Linked DNA regions of Homo sapiens: region 1 is linked to region 2. Evidence: chromatin loops called from intact Hi-C (ENCODE). Cell type or tissue: transverse colon. All regions are shown on one strand. Links, peaks and the distances in the headings refer to the core of each region. The heading gives the core; the rest is flanking DNA.

What was found. Peaks named below come from ENCODE experiments on the same cell type or tissue, not always from the same donor. Only the 100,000 strongest peaks of a DNase experiment are listed, where the experiment ranks them.
Region 1: a loop joins it to region 2, with 23 times the contacts of the local background. A loop is called at or near these places in 2 of 110 quality-filtered maps.

The regions. Positions count from the first base shown.
Region 1 is chr2:191,832,570-191,840,867 of GRCh38, reverse strand. It overlaps CAVIN2 (caveolae associated protein 2), which reads left to right. Exons shown (of 2, transcript NM_004657.6): 2 at 4,151-6,558. The coding sequence ends at 4,945. Among named protein-coding and RNA genes, the nearest start is that of CAVIN2-AS1, 9.8 kb to the left of the region's middle. In transverse colon, for the core only: no CTCF peak of the experiment used is centred there; no DNase peak of the experiment used is centred there; H3K27ac peaks cover 306 bases.
Region 2 is chr2:191,755,034-191,763,374 of GRCh38, reverse strand. No RefSeq gene overlaps it. Among named protein-coding and RNA genes, the nearest start is that of NABP1, 81 kb to the right of the region's middle. RefSeq lists an enhancer at 1,275-1,868. In transverse colon, for the core only: no CTCF peak of the experiment used is centred there; a DNase peak (open chromatin) is centred at 4,294.

The sequences.
Region 1 (8,298 bases), core at 1-8,000, 78 kb before region 2:
CTTCTGCCAACAGGAATGATGAGTTAGTGACAGGAAAGCAAACTGTTGTTTTTTCTCTCCTTATTCAAGCTTTTAAATGACTTACCATGATTTCCTTTCTAAGGAGAGTCATAGAGTCTTCTTTTCTGTTAAGGTGTGCATATCTAGGTATTTAGATATGTACACAGAAGATTTGCTTCCATGAGCTTCAAACCAAGAAGTGTCCAGCATGTTAGCAAGTTTGTCTGTGTTGATACAAATAGGACTATTAGTTCACTAGGATCGATATGAACAGCAAACAAGTTAAAGTACAAGGAGAAATGCTACTTTTTCAGTTCTTTCCATTCATTTTTATGCTGTGAGCATATCAGTCATATATGTTTGAAGTGTGCTGTTTTATTCCCCTTCCTTTGAAAAACTCCTAAGGGTTCTCGTGAAAGGTCAGAACCGGGAACACCTGCATCAGGGGAGCTGAGGACCTTTTTGAAAACAAAGGGTAAATAATCAGCTCTCTTGGGGCCTCTACTGGGCAGAACTACCAAAGGAAGCAGTGCAGCCCACAAGGGATTCCTAGTGCCATTTTCAGGAGCTACGAACCCTAAGTAGACCTAGAAGTAACTAGGGCAGGGAAGCAGTGACAGAATTGAGGATGTGTACTTGATCTTCTCTCTTGAAATCGTCATCAGTCTTGCAACCTGTAAGAGAAAGCAAATCAGAAACACTACAACAGGAGGCTGAAGGCAGAAGTGTCACCTTGCTTATAGGCATATGAAATATCAAGTGTTTCCACGAGGTGTGTGGGGGAGCTTGAGCACAGGGCACGTGTGCAGGTGAGATTAGGCACCTCAGGAGAGGGCAGTTATCCAGCATCCATTATCTTAAGTTTAGACTGAGTTTCCACCACCATAAGAGTTACTTCACTGTCAAACACCACTCACATGTTTTACTATAGAACAGAAATTTTGAAAAGTATCAGTATTTTTCTGCTTCCAAACAAACATTATGGAAAGGTAAGAGCTACATGTGCTTGGACATTCACAGATTTTTGTGTGAAAAGAAAGGGCTTACCTTCAGAGTAGATGCCATCAGAAGCCACAAAATAAACACTGTTCAATATACAGAACATTAAATCCTGTTTGTGTAATTAAAATGACAGCAGAAGCATAGCAGTTAGCCAAGAAGACATATCTCACTTGTTTCCAGTTGCATAAAGACACATCCAACTCATTCTGGATTATCTCTGTTCCTGCTGGGTTTATTTTTATAGCTGGCATCAAAAAAGCTCTCATATAATTTCCCTGGCATTTTACAAAAGAGTTCAATTGGGTTTCCTACCTTCCCCCAATACCCATTCATATACACAGTGTGTATCTACCACAGATCATATATGATTCACCTTATAATAACTTTCCTCAAAGCTGTCCTCAAAAGATACATGATAAAAGAATCGAAAGAGTCTAAAACTCAACAGCAACTATGCTTTTGTAATAATAAAATGTATATTTAAGGAAAAACTGTAATATTATTAGTTTAATTCCTTTAGAAGTTCAGTTAATATGCCTACCTTTTGTTGGGATTAAATAAAGGGAAGTTATACAACTTACTACCTTTGATTACCCTGAGAGATTATACTATGCAAAATGTACCTCTTCTCTGGTAGCCAAGGATTATTTTTACAGTTTTCTGCCTGAATTTCTGCTTTCCTCACTGAGGACTTTTAATGACATTTCACTGATCTCTTGGTTTCTTCCTTTCCTGTAAGCAACTCCTGTCAAACCTTCTCAACCCTCTTGTCAAACCCCAGAAGTAATTTTGCTTCTAGACTAAGCATCCAAGCCTTAGCTATTTCAGTTGTCTAACCCTCTTTTAGTAACACCCATCCACTGCAAAGAAAATCCTTCCTTAAAAATGGAGATCATTGTCCCCATTGGGACTTAGGTTCTCTTGATTTCCCAATGGCACCAGCAGTCAGCAAACTTCCTTCTAGACACAGAGCTGAACTTGTTCTTTTATAGTCCTCAAGCCTGCCCAAAAGAGGGGCAATCTCCATTCCAGCCACTCTCAGGGCGTTCTTAGAAAGCCACCTCACCCAACATGCACTCATTTAACAAGCAGCTGTTGAGCTCTAGGTGCTGGGACACAGCATGGACAAGAGACAAAAATCCCTGCCCTCATGGGGAGTACACTCCGGGGAACTAGAGGCAACCGCAACTTGAAACACGGGAAAGCAGTGCTTGTAAAAGGCCATGTTATAAATAACCTGTGGCAGTCCCATGCTCCTTTTATTTATTTTTTTACTTTGTCTTTTACTATGGCCTGGACACTTAACCATGACATTCAAAATGGCAGAGTGTGGAGAGAGTTTTGGGAAACACAATATATGATATCGTCACTCTAACGAGGAATTCTATTTAATTGGACTTTTCTGCTTTTTGCGTCGACACAAGACATTACCCTTTGTTTCTAACCAATTTATGGAAAGGACTCTGTATAGTGTGTATAAGGGGAGACACAGGGTTGTATTTTTCAAGGAATATCATAATTCTACCATTCAGTTGTTAACAAGGAGAGGGTTTTTTTAAGTTTCTGTATAATATCTAAACTTTATTTAGTCTTTGTATCAAATATAAAGTGACACTCTTAAAGCATGTTTTCATCTTTTCGGTCAATCAAAATTACAAAACAAGAAGGGAAGTTCTTGCCATTAACATAAACTTTGCATGACGTTTAAGTCCCAGGTAGACTTTAAAATCCACTAAATCCAGTTATTTTTCAAACTGAAAGTTTACTGAACAGCCTTAGATATAATCAGGCAATCCTGAGGCTCTGGTTGCAGGAGAGGTGGCAGGGGGGTCTGGAGCTTTGCCCCCCTCTGGCATTCCAGCAGAGCCCCTGGTACCCCTGGGAGTGCAGTATGAAAGCTGCTAATCTAGGTCAAATCTCTTGTTCATATCTGGAAGAAACTGAGACCCAAGGAGATTAAGTTATTTGCTGAAAGCTGTCCTGCTATTCAGTAGTACAGCAAAGACTGAGACTCAGGCCTCTGGCCACACATTCACTACTGTGCCATTTCTTTCAAAAAAGATGTGAAGACATCTTGCTGACTGGCTCTCCTTTTCCAGTATTCAAAGAAAAATATTTAAAAATCAAGAGTTCTTTAGCTGTGTAACCCGAGTCTGTCTGCATTCAAAACTCCCCAGTGAGCAATGTTGCAACACCATCCCCCTTCCACTCTAGAGTTGAGTGTTCAGGTGCTGCTCCTTGAGAGCCAAGAGGAGCCATCTTTGCCTGTGTGCCCGGCAGCTGGAGGAGAGTGCTGGCAACGGTGAAGGGGGCAGCTTTCTGTGCTTCTCTCCTCACTCTTCGCTGGAAGTGAGGGCCAAAGTATTCTTGCCCAAAGAAGCTCTGTGTAACACTAGAGAATTGATAAACTATGGCTGGCAGCATAATTTCCCCTCACTACTCTAAAAATAACCCTAAGATCTCACCTCCGCTTAGTAACTCCCCAAAGGATATTCTAAACCAGAAGGCTTCCTGAGTGCACCCCCAGGAAGCCTAGTCCTTGCTTCTCTCACTCTTAAACGATGTCCTCAGCAAAATTAGTGTGCACCTTTGAGCAGATACTAAGGCTGGCCCTACCTTTACTTCTGACTCCTAGTTGGAGAGGGAACCCAGTCAAGGCTTTATGTGTGTGTGTCTGGTACTTGAAGACTTCTCAGTTCTCACCCTTGCCCTATCTTTTATCTGCCAACTTGATCTTCAGGCTCTCCTGCAGTGGGATTTTGGCAGGCCCAAGCCCTCTGACCTCAAAAGAGGATAGGAGAGAGAGGGCCTCTGGGTTCACAGCACAGTAACGTTCTTTAGCTCTGTTATCTAGGCAGCTTCCTGGTCTATCTCAGTCACTGCCCACTTCCCCTCTGCCTGTCACTGATACAGTTTCTGCCGGTTGTCCTCCTGATATTCCCAACAGGCTGCCCTTGGCCTTATCCAGCCTAAATAGAATGACTTGACGAGTTTAGAATTAACTCTTCCTATTCTAGAAAACTCAAGCCACAAACATTTGTTTTTTTACCATCACCGTGTCTCCAAAACAGACACACGTATTACAGCAGCTCAGGACTATTTGTGAAATATGTTATTAACATGAAACCTACATTGTCCGTCTTTTCAGGAGGAAAATGAGATCCCTGCCAGCGTGTTTGTGAAACAGCCCGTTTCCGGTGCCGTGGAAGGGAAGGAGGAGCTTCCGGATGAAAACAAATCCCTGGAGGAAACCCTGCACACCGTGGACCTCTCCTCAGATGATGATTTGCCCCACGATGAGGAGGCCCTGGAAGACAGTGCCGAGGAAAAGGTGGAAGAAAGTAGGGCAGAGAAAATAAAAAGATCCAGCCTGAAGAAAGTGGATAGCCTCAAGAAAGCATTTTCTCGCCAGAACATCGAGAAAAAGATGAACAAGCTGGGGACAAAGATCGTATCTGTAGAGAGGAGAGAGAAGATTAAGAAATCTCTCACGTCAAATCACCAGAAAATATCCTCAGGAAAAAGCTCCCCCTTCAAGGTTTCTCCCCTCACTTTCGGGCGGAAGAAAGTCCGAGAGGGAGAAAGCCATGCAGAAAATGAGACCAAGTCAGAAGACCTGCCTAGCAGTGAGCAGATGCCAAATGACCAGGAAGAGGAGTCCTTTGCAGAGGGTCATTCCGAAGCGTCCCTCGCCAGCGCTCTGGTGGAAGGGGAAATTGCAGAGGAGGCTGCTGAGAAGGCGACCTCCAGGGGGAGTAACTCGGGGATGGACAGCAACATCGACTTGACTATTGTGGAAGATGAAGAGGAGGAGTCAGTGGCCCTGGAACAGGCACAGAAGGTACGCTATGAGGGTAGCTACGCGCTAACATCCGAGGAGGCGGAGCGCTCCGATGGGGACCCCGTGCAGCCCGCCGTGCTCCAGGTGCACCAGACCTCCTGAGCTTAGAGCCACCGTGCCATCCTGTGCTGTGCTCAAGCGGGCAGCCAGGGCTGAAGAACAAACTCTTGCACATCTCCAGCACGACTCACCCACTCCTGCGTTCCTGTCCAGGCAGTAATCATTGACCATATAGTCATAGTAAGACACACGAGACCAGGCTTTACCATGAAAGCGACCTGTCACGGACTCCACTTTTAATTTGCTCTTAGGTTCTATCTCTGTAGAATGTCTCCAAGATTGAAGAAGAAACTGAGCAGTTGAAAAATGCTAATCTCTTTGACTTAGTCAGAAAAAAACAGAGGATAATTAAGATACTAGTCATGAAAAGTGATTCATTCTTTTTTGTCATTCCATAAGCTTGCTGAATAGTGTACCGGTAATATATTGTATTTCCACCGTACTCTGTGAATCTAATTATTATTCTTTAAGTGTTGATATATAATATACATAAATATGTAAGCTAAACATATAACTATATGTTTTAAGAAGAAAACATCTACGAAAGGTAAAAAGAGATGATCAGTTGGTTGTTTACTTGCTAGAAACCATTGTTTTATTGCAAACGAAGGAAAAATGAAGAGATTATAAAAGTCAGCTAATGAAGTAAGATACGTAGTAAAGTCAGGACTATTCAAAAAGTAAGAAAGAAAATTTGGAAAATGAGAGAAACAGGAAACAAAGAATGCCGAAAAGAATGAAAACAGAGAAAAAATGTATGTGCTTGAAAGTAAAATACTTACAATAGTAGCTTAACTATTTCACTCTTTAAATAAAAATACTAAAGAAGTTCGTATATCCTGGAATAACATGTCATCTTCAAAATATTTTTATTTTCTAATATTTTTAATAATAAACATTTTATAGTGTTAAAGCTGTATTTTTCTTAATAAATAAAGGACATTACAAATATTTCTTTAAGGAAGTTCAAAAGGATGTTGTCTTGTTAACACTGGAACGAATATAAATCTTCAAAATACAATTAATATATACTGTTTTGTGGAAACTTAGCTCATACTATTCTTTAATGCTCTTCAAATTTAAACTAACCCTTACATTCCATGTGATGTGATGTAGGCTTATAAGATGCTAAAATCTATAGGTTTTGGAAGTGAAAGATTCTATTTTTTCTTTTTTTGTACATAATGGGAATTTCATTCCAGATTATATTTTATTTACATATTAATTTCACAGAATATTAATATTTCTTAACTTCTTAAAGCATGCTAGCGTTTTATGTATATGTACACATATATTCAGACAGGGTAATTTTATCTGCTGCCTAACATTGTACTAAAATATTGCTTTATCTGTTTTTAATTACAAAATGCTAATGATTTCTTAAATTATAGTTTAAAGACAATTGGCCCAGGAAGCAAATCCCCTGCCTTTAGTATGAACCACTATAAGTAACCTTACAAATAGAGTTAATCCAAGACAATATTAACAAACTGTGCTTTGTCTTTAATAAAAGGGATAGGATTAACAAACATATTGATGGCATAACCTATTCAGCTATGTCCTTATTTTTGCAATAATGTAACCTCAAATATTGGATTGTTGAACCAACAATGGCTGTGTTAAAGAAGATTAAATAAACCGAAAAATAAAAAGCATGAAACAATGTCAGTTTCTTTGGCAGAACAGTTTTAGAACAAGCAGAAAGAATTGATTTTTAAACTGTCCTCCAAACGTAGCAGTAATGTTGATTGTTTCAGTCTTGATTTCCCCTATTAACTCTGCTTCCCCCAACCGATCTCATTTAGAAATCTAAGTCTCATTTTTCAAGTTTAACTTTTTTGACATCACCTTGCCAGCCTTGGAGAGTATCTGAATTTACTGCAGCAGCTTGATGAGTTTGATAGTTACATCTGCATTTTTCTTGTATTATATCAGAACTTCTAATACTTTAAATAGTCCTGCAAACATGAATGTATTGACCTGTAAATTCAGTTTATTCATACAGATAATCCTTTGTCTTCTGCAGTGCCATAGAGTTGGTAGAAGACTTAATTTTACTCAGGGCCCAAAGCAAGCCTGTTTAACCTTTATGGAGTTGTTACTTCTTGCAGCTGAGAAGTTGGAAACTAGCTGTATGTCAGCTGAAAACTGCACTTGAGCATTTTTTTAAAGTTTCACTGGCAATCACATTTATTCTATGTTCCACATTTGAAGCATTAAAATCCTAAGCAATAAAACAGAGAATAAGGCCAGATAATTGTTGAAAATCACACACTGTAGGGATTAGAGAGAGAAACAGTTGTGGAAATTGAAGCGATTTATTCGTATTATTCTTGCAAACTGGTGAGGCAGCAACGTCCCCAAATTAGATATGTCTTCTCCCCACCCATCCAACAACCCATTCCTAACTTTCTATGCCTGGAGCTCAAGAACTGGATTAGTTTTCCCCAAAGATCGGTTATACATTAATAAGGACTGATATCCATATCTTACAAATATAATTCAGGAGTAAGAATTTTAGAGTTATTACATGGGTCTATTGTAATAGATGTAAGCATCTATTACATGGGTCACAAATCTCACAGAAATATAGCAAAAAAGAAGTCATTTTTCTGTGAGATTTCTTTTAAAAGTAAATAGGTATATATTTCAACAGGAATATTTTCTTCTTTCTGCTTAGGAATCCAGTATGTGGCTGAATTACTGGTTCTTTTTATATGTGAAAACAAAATACTCTCACTAAGACTAGTTCTGTACAAAACAAGGACTTCTGATATTTATTGTCTGATGAAAACCCAAAATGTTTCTGCTTTTAGCAGTGCTCACCCAGAAGAGCAAAGTTTGACACTCATGCGATTAAGCCCACTATTAGGAAACCTTAACATAGCCTAACTGCCAGTATAAGTAAAGGTTATAATGAAAGTCATTTCCTACATTAAGACACTAATGCCCAAGTCCAGTTAATTCCTGCTCAAAAGTGTGTTTACTGCCCTGGAGCCCAAATCTAAGTGATTTTATATTGAAGATTGGGAGTATGAAGAATTGAGATACAGGCAGCAATCATTATTAACAGTTCCATAGCAACCACAAGTCTTTTCCTAAAAACCAAGACTCAAGCACTGCAAAACAAGTTTCAGATGAAATTGGCATTGTGACCTTTGTATTCTGCTTGATCTGGGTGTCTAGATAAAGACTTCTGTAGCCAGGAACTCATTCCTAAAGGGAACAGGCAGTAACTTGCATTATTAAAGATATTTTCTTATTTTTGTTTTAACCATTACATTATCCTGCAGTATTTGAAACTCTAAAATTATTTTTAACTCTCCACATAAACTGCCCTAGTTAAGGAGTCACACCTTTAAACTAAGCAGCTTGATTTTCATACATATATACAC
Region 2 (8,341 bases), core at 298-8,297:
TATCTTTGTGGCGTTCTCTGTATTTCCTGAATCTGAACGTTGGCCTGCCTTGCTAGATTGGGGAAGTTCTCCTGGATAATATCCTGCAGAGTGTTTTCCAACTTGGTTCCATTCTCCCCATCACTTTCAGGTACACCAATCAGATGTAGATTTGGTCTTTTCACATAGTCCCATATTTCTTGGAGGCTTTGCTCATTTCTTTTTATTCTTTTTCCTCTAAACTTCCCTTCTCGCTTCATTTCATTCATTTCATCTTCCATCGCCGATACCCTTTCTTCCAGTTGATCGCATCGGCTCCTGAGCCTTCTGCATTCTTCACATAGTTCTCGAGCCTTGGTTTTCAGCTCCATCAGCTCCTTTAAGCACTTCTCTGTATTGGTTATTCTAGTTATACATTCTTCTAAATTTTTTTCAAAGTTTTCAACTTCTTTGCCTTTGGTTTGAATGTCCTCCCGTAGCTCAGAGTAATTTGATCGTCTGAAGCCTTCTTCTCTCAGCTCCTCAAAGTCATTCTCCATCCAGCTTTGTTCCGTTGCTGGTGAGGAACTGCGTTCCTTTGGAGGAGGAGAGGCGCTCTGGTTTTTAGAGTTTCCAGTTTTTCTGTTCTGTTTTTTCCCCATCTTTGTGGTTTTATCTACTTTTGGTCTTTGATGATGGTGATGTACAGATGGGTTTTTGGTGTGGATGTCCTTTCTGTTTGTTAGTTTTCCTTCTAACAGACAGGACCCTCAGCTGCAGGTCTGTTGGAATACCCTGCAGTGTGAGGTGTCAGTGTGCCCCTGCTGGGGGGTGCCTCCCAGTTAGGCTGCTCGGGGGTCAGGGGTCAGGGACCCACTTGAGGAGGCAGTCTGCCCGTTCTCAGATCTCCAGTTGCGTGCTGGGAGAACCACTGCTCTCTTCAAAGCTGTCAGACAGGGACATTTAAGTCTGCAGAGGTTACTGCTGTCTTTTTGTTTGTCTGTGCCCTGCCCCCAGAGGTGGAGCCTACAGAGGCAGGCAGGCCTCCTTGAGCTGTGGTGGGCTGCGCCCAGTTGGAGCTTCCTGGCTGCTTTGTTTACCTAAGCAAGCCTGGGCAATGGCGGGTGCCCCTCCCCCAGCCTCGCTGCCACCTTGCAGTTTGATCTCAGACTGCAGTGCTAGCAATCAGCGAGACTCCGTGGGCATAGGACCCTCCAAGCCAGGTGTGGGATATAATCTCGTGGCGCGCCGTTTTTTAAGCCCGTCGGAAAAGCGCTGTATTCGGGTGGGAGTGACCCGATTTTCCAGGTGCGTCCGTCACCCCTTTCTTTGACTCGGAAAGGGAACTCCCTGACCCCTCGCGCTTCCCAAGTGAGGCAATGCCTCGCCCTGCTTCGGCTCGCGCACGGTGCGCGCACTCACTGGCCTGCGCCCACTGTCTGGCACTCCCTAGTGAGATGAACCCTGTACCTCAGATGGAAATGCAGAAATCACCGTCTTCTGCGTCGCTCAGGCTGGGAGCTGTAGACCGGAGTTGTTCCTATTCGGCCATCTTGGCTCCTCCCCCTCAAATAAAATTTTTCAACTTGTCTAAGTGATTCTAAGATTCATCTAGAAAAATAAAACATTGAGACCAGCTTTTAAAAAATTAAAGAAAAGAGTAATGAATAAGGATTTAGCTACTAGACATAAAAACTTTTATGAAACTACAATAATTTAGATGATGTGGTAATAGCACAGGCCTTGACAGATTAATAGGAAAGACTAGATAGTCCTGAAATAGGACTAAAAATATATAAAAACTTAATGAAGAATGATAAATGAAAAATCACATACCATAAAAATGTTGGAAGTAACACTGGTGAATATAAAACTGATTTAAAAGCAATAGAATATGTCACCAAGGAAAAGATACATAGATTTAACTGCATAATATTTAAAATTTGTATATCACTGAAATAAAGCTTATCTAATATAACATCAAGGATATTTTAAAAGTTAACAACAAAACTCTGTATCAGAAAACACCATAAAATTATTTAAAAGCAAATGGCAACCTTGAAAAAAATTTTGCAATATATATGACAAGTTAATGACTACTGCATATAAAAATATTCACATATCAATAAAAAATAAGAACATTCTGTGTTTTCTTTCCTACTGCTGCTGTAACAAATTATCACCAATTTAGTGGCTTACACCACACAAATTTATTCTCTTACATTCCTGGCCGTCAGAAGTCTGAAAGCATTCTCACTGAGCTAAAGTCAAGATTTCAACAGGGCTAGCTTGTTCCATGCTCTCGGAGAAAATCCTTTCCCTCCCTTTCCCAGTTTCTGCGGGCCACCTGCCTTTCCTGCCTTACAGCCTCTTCTTCCATCTTCAAAGCCAGCAATGTAATATTTCAGATCACCCTCCTGTGACCTCAGCTTCCTTTGTCAACTCTCCTGCTCTGACTCTAACTCTCCTGTCTCCCTCCAATAACGACTCCACATAAATAATTCAGAATAATATCCTCATCTCAAGGTCCTTAATTTAATCACATCTGCAAAGTCCATTTTGCCATGTAAGCAAATATATTCACATGTTCAGGGACAAGATTATGGACATCTTTGAGAGCCCATATTCTTTCTGGCACACATCAATAGAAAAAAAAGAGACAACACATAGAATAAAAAAACAAATAAATGCCCAATAAACCCATGAAATACATGTTCAATCTCACTAGAATTCTAACAACTAGAAAAGAAAACAAGAGTGAGATACTTCTTTTGCCTGATAAATTGCCGAAGATTTTTCTAAAATGTGAATGCATTTTCTGAAATGTGAATGCAAGAGTACAGTTTCCAAACCATTAGGTGACATGTGTCAAAAGCCTTAGAAAGTTCATGTCATTTAATCCCATAATTTTATTACTCAAAATTTTTCCTAAGGAATTACTTAGAGATTCAAAATATATCATATGACTATTACCCACAGTATTTTTAAAGAGAAATAAATTAGAAACTACATCCAACAACAAGGTATTGGCTAAATAAACTGTGATAAAACTATATGATTGAATACTATGCAGCCATTAAAATTTGATCTTTAAAGATTTTTAATAATATTGAGACTATTCTCACAATAGACTGCTGAGGACAAAATATAAACAGGGTCTAAAACTGCATGTATTATAAAATATATGCAAATAGAAGGCTAATGATGGTTAACTCAGAGCCATTGGATTATGAGTTATTTTTATTTTCTTCATTACACTTTTTATATTTGCTAAATTTTTAATAATAAATAATATTACTGTTATAATCATTTTTTAAAAGGTAATTTAAAAATTTCAAAGTGAAGGATGGCAGATGTTGGCCATTGAGCCTTAGAATTCTAAGCAGGATGGAAAATAAAGTGTTTTATGCCCCCAAATGGCAGCTCCCACACATCAATCAGAGACCAGCCATGCACATTATTCCTTTTAGAAGCAAAGCCAGACAGCACTGTGCGCAAATCAGTATCTCACAGTTACGTACCGTTGCCAGGAGGGAGACAACACAGAACAAGTTCAGCACAGAACCCCAACTTCAAGTAGAAACAGGTTTTCCTCCTTGCTGTGGGCCTAGAAAGGATTACAAGCATATTGCAGAGCCCTCCAGAGTCAGAAGGGAAGAATGAAACCACATGAATTTTAATTAAATTCTAAAATAGGACATAGAAACTAGTTGGAATAACTGAAGAATACGCCAGATAAACACATCAGCCATAGCACAGTTCACAATACAACTTCCCATCGGGCAAAAAATACAAATGATAATTTTGATACGGACTCCTAGAAGGAACACCCATTCCAAATGTGAGTTAGCTCCTTCACATTGAAAAATATCATTTTCAATAAGCTAATGGAAAGTTAGCTTTAGGATAACAGGGACTTTTTTAAAACCCTGTGGTGTCATTGCTATATGTCTGTTGACTTAAATAGTGTCTGTTGCCTAGTGGGTACTCAATAGATAATTATTAAATTAAGGTTGGATCAATAGAATTACTATAAACCTTGGTAGTCTATCTTTAGGTTAATTGACCTCACTTTCATAGGATTTGAACTCATAGCCAATCAGAGCCAGCAGTGAGGAATTAATGAGCACAACTTGTACACTGGAGAGGATATTATGTTAGGAAAAATCCTATCTCAGTATCTGAAAAGGAAGGTAAACCTCTTCCAATTCAGGTCCGTCTGTTTAACATGAGAAAACTAATATCTGAGTCTAAAGTGAGTCACCCCAGGACACTTCCCTAATTGATAGCGAAACCGAGTCACTGCCACCTAGTGGAGGGGTCTGCTCCTCTCGCCCTTCCTCACACTGACTAGATGGGCAGGTGGAAGCATGTTCCGTGGAGCCAGCTGTATGCCTCCTGCCTCACTCTCCTCTCAAAATAGGACCACCCCCCATGCTACCCCACACTCTACACCTGGCACCTGCCATTCTCATATTACTAACTCTAAAAACTTGATGTGGGCAGCATTACTTTTATCAAGACTAATGGCAAAGATCCTTTTTCAGATCAGTTGCCAACTGATTTTGAAACCAGCTCAAGGAATGTCCTTTCTGAAGGCACCGAATATTGCAAGCCTAGTAGACTTCCTGCTCCTTGCAATTGTGTTATTCATCCTCGAAGTCTCTACATTTGACATTTTGCCATTGTCGGCTCATTAAATAAATTACTTATTAAAATAAAAGTGCATCCTGCATTAAGTGCCCGGCCTGCTGACATCGAGCTGAGGAATGATTCCAATCGGCTTTCAGTGTCATCTGATTGCATCGAGCCAGCCTGGCTGCCAGCCCCCAAGCGGCCCTATAGAGGCCAGGGACACACAGAAATTGAGAGCACAGGGTACACAGTAAGGCCTGCTTCCAATGAAGAGGAACACTTTTACAATTTGAGGGCCAAAAACATAATATGACGCCATTGTGGGCCACTTTCTGTTCTTAGCAAAAATCTTTAATTTGCAAATTTCCTTTCTTATATTCAAGGAATATAAGAAAACATAATATATTTTCTTATATTCAAGGAATATAAGAAAACGTAATATATTTTCTTATATTCAAGGAATATAAGAAAACGTAATATATTTTCTTATATTCAAGGAATATAAGAAATATATTTTCTTATATTCAAGGAATATAAGAAAATATATTTCTTATATTCAAGGAATATAAGAAAATATATTTTCTTATATTCAAGGAAAAGACCTGGCAGGATCTCTCCCAGATAGGAGTTGACAGTAGCTCACCAGAAACAGAGACAACACCATTATGAACAAACTTCAAGGCAAAGGAAAGACTTGAATTCCCTTTCTTCTCACCTCAAAATCCGTTTCCAAAACTAAAATTCAAGCAGCAAACATAACATTTGAAAAATGAGATGCTCCCTCCCCCTCCATTTTCACCTGTTTCTCTAGAATGTGAAGCAGCAAATGTAGATTTCTGTGATTTCTGTGCAAGGAAAATTGGAGCAGATAGGGTCTTAGCTGAGCTGGGAATGTGATAAATATTTTCATGGACTGCTGAATCTCACTAATTGGATACTTTAATGAAACTTGAGGTATCTCTTCCTAACTTCTAACACACTTTTAACCCTTACAACTTGTATGGGCAATTTTTTAAACAGAAGAATGTTTGATCCAAGAAAATCAATTTTTTTTTCAAACAGAAAGTCCAGTGGTAAATTAATAACAGCTCCTAATAAAGAAAGGATCATTGGTTTTTTCTGCTGCCTTCAGAACAGCTAATAAAGACTATTTCTTCCCAGTGTTCAATCAAAATGAAATGAACATTAATTGGACATTAAGTACTAAGGAAATGCCCACTAGTTCTTTCTCACTTCTCCCACTCCATCCTCATCCTACCATTTCCTCTGTTAACAAACTAGGCAGAAAGATGTCTCCTCCTATTGTACCTAAACAAATCAGCATACAGGGAAGTGATTTATCATTCATGAAAAGCAATCAGATTGCTTGGGGCTGACAGCTGTTCCCAAAATGCAGCTGAGAAACAGACCTTTGGCAAAGTGTAAAATTTGGAACAAAATCATATTACTGTACTTCAGCTGGCAACACAAAAGGCTGACAGTGAGCTTAATAAACAAAATACCATGCAGCTCGAAATATATTAGCTAGTCTACATTTATGAACAAAAATGGTCACTTCTCCCATTTTTTTTCTAAGTCACCTTCAGTCAAACTAAATACCTAGCAAAAGTAAAATGCTCTCTTTAGGTTTTTTTCTTTTTTTTTTTTTTTTTAAGATTTAGGCAAATTTTTGGTAAAGACTTTTTTTCCCACACAATTCATTATGGGAAATGGACCAGAAGGAGGAAAAAATGATGAAACATGCATAAAGGTTAAAGAGGGACACAGCTTTTACTAGAAAAGGAAGAATTCCAGTATATTCTGGCCTCTGAGCCATAATTCATTTCATTTCCCGTGTTGAGAATGCTTTCCCATATCTCTCTGCCTGTCTAAGGTCTAGCTATCCTTTCAAACAAATTTAGATCGTCATCAAACCTCGAAAATGCTACAATTCTGAAATGATTTTCCTGACTGCTCTGGCCCCCAGTGATCTCAGCCTCCCTTGAATTCTGTAACATTTCTTTCGGTACTCTTGATCTCTTTCCCCTTGTGTCCCCTCATGTCTAATCTCTTTCTGCATGGCTCCCACCACCTATTTAATCATGTTGAACCTCTTGCTCTACGTCCAATGCAAAATATATTTTTTCATACCTCTGTGTTTCTTTAACCACTGATTCCTTGGCAAAGAAATCTCCTTCACCTGTTCTTCATGGCCAATCATATTCACAATTTAAGACTTACTTCAGGGCCAGGGATCAGTGGCTCACACCCATAATTCCAAAGCTTTAGCAGGATGATCACTTGAAGCCAGGAGTTCCAGACCAACCTGGGCAACATAACAAGACCCCAATCTCTCTCTCTCTCTCTCTCTCTCTCTCTCTCTCTCTCTCTCTCACACACACACACACACACTCTCTCTCTGTTTGTGTGCGTGTGTGTGTGTCTATAGGGGAACATATTAATATTATAGCAGAGTTTGGTGTCATGTGCCTGTAGTCACAGCTACTCCGCAGGCTGAGGCAGGAAGATCCTCTGAGCCCAGGAGATAACTGCAGTGAGTTATGATCATGCCACCGCACTCCAGCCTGGGTGACAGAGTGAGACCTTGTCTCCAGAAAAAAAAAAGAGATAGAGAGAGAGAAAGAAAGAGAGAGAGAAAGAAAGAAAGAAAGAGAGAGACAGAGAGAGAGACAAAGAAAGAAAGAAGGAAGGAAAGTTCAAATGTCCTCCATTTGATAAACATATAGTGAGATTCTATGCTGATGCTTGCCCTGAACTAATGGCTTGAGGTAAAGATATGGAAAAGATATAGCCACCATCATAAAGACATCCACATATTCTTAGTATTAAAGACCCAAATCCTTAACCTGTTCTAAAAATCATGGTGTCATGTGGCCTTCTAGCTACGTCACTAGCCTCACCTGTGCCTCTGCTCCCCTACTCCTCTGGGCTCCTGCCACACTAGCTTTCTCTTGTTCTCAAGGCTTCCATGCTCCCTCCAACTTCAGGACTTCTTTACTGTGCTTTTCCTCCCATCATGCATGCATCTTTGATTAACAGACTCCTGATCTGCCTTCCTTCTCAGCCCTCATACTCCATTCCCAGGGAAATCTCTTTCAAGTCTTTTGTCAAAGTCCAATCCTCTGATTAAGCACTCTTACAGCACCCATGTAAGTTTTCTTCAAAACAGTGATGAAAGTTCTGATTTTTCCAAGTGTTTATTGGCTTATTTGTTTAATGCCTGCTTCTTCCATAAGACTATAAACTGCATGCAGCATAACCTTTGTATGAGTTTGCCAGTAGGTCCTCAGGATCTCTTTTCATGTCTGTACATGTTAACATTCAAAAGAGTTACTGATGGAATACATAAAAAAAAGAATGTGTGAAAAAATAAAAGTCCAGTTGGTAAGACAAAAAAGCCCTTGATTCCAATAGAATGCGGTATGGAGGAAGCTGTGTGTGATGTAGGACCCCCACGAGGGGACCTGATTTAACAGAAGGTCACTGATACGTCTCAAGGAAACAATTCTTCTGACCATCAGATAGTAAAGTCAAATTGAAATTGGCCAAAGGGTGAACGGGAAGTGAAGCTGTGGCCACAATAAGTGAGGATCCTCCTTTTAAGAGGTTTAATTGTAGGGTGTCTAGAAAAAGGATGTAGACTGGAGAGGATGATTTTTTTAATGAGAGACTGAAAAAATATGTATGTATTGTTGGAGAAGAGCAAGAAAGATGAAGAGGTTGGGTAACTGGTGGGCCTACATCCCTA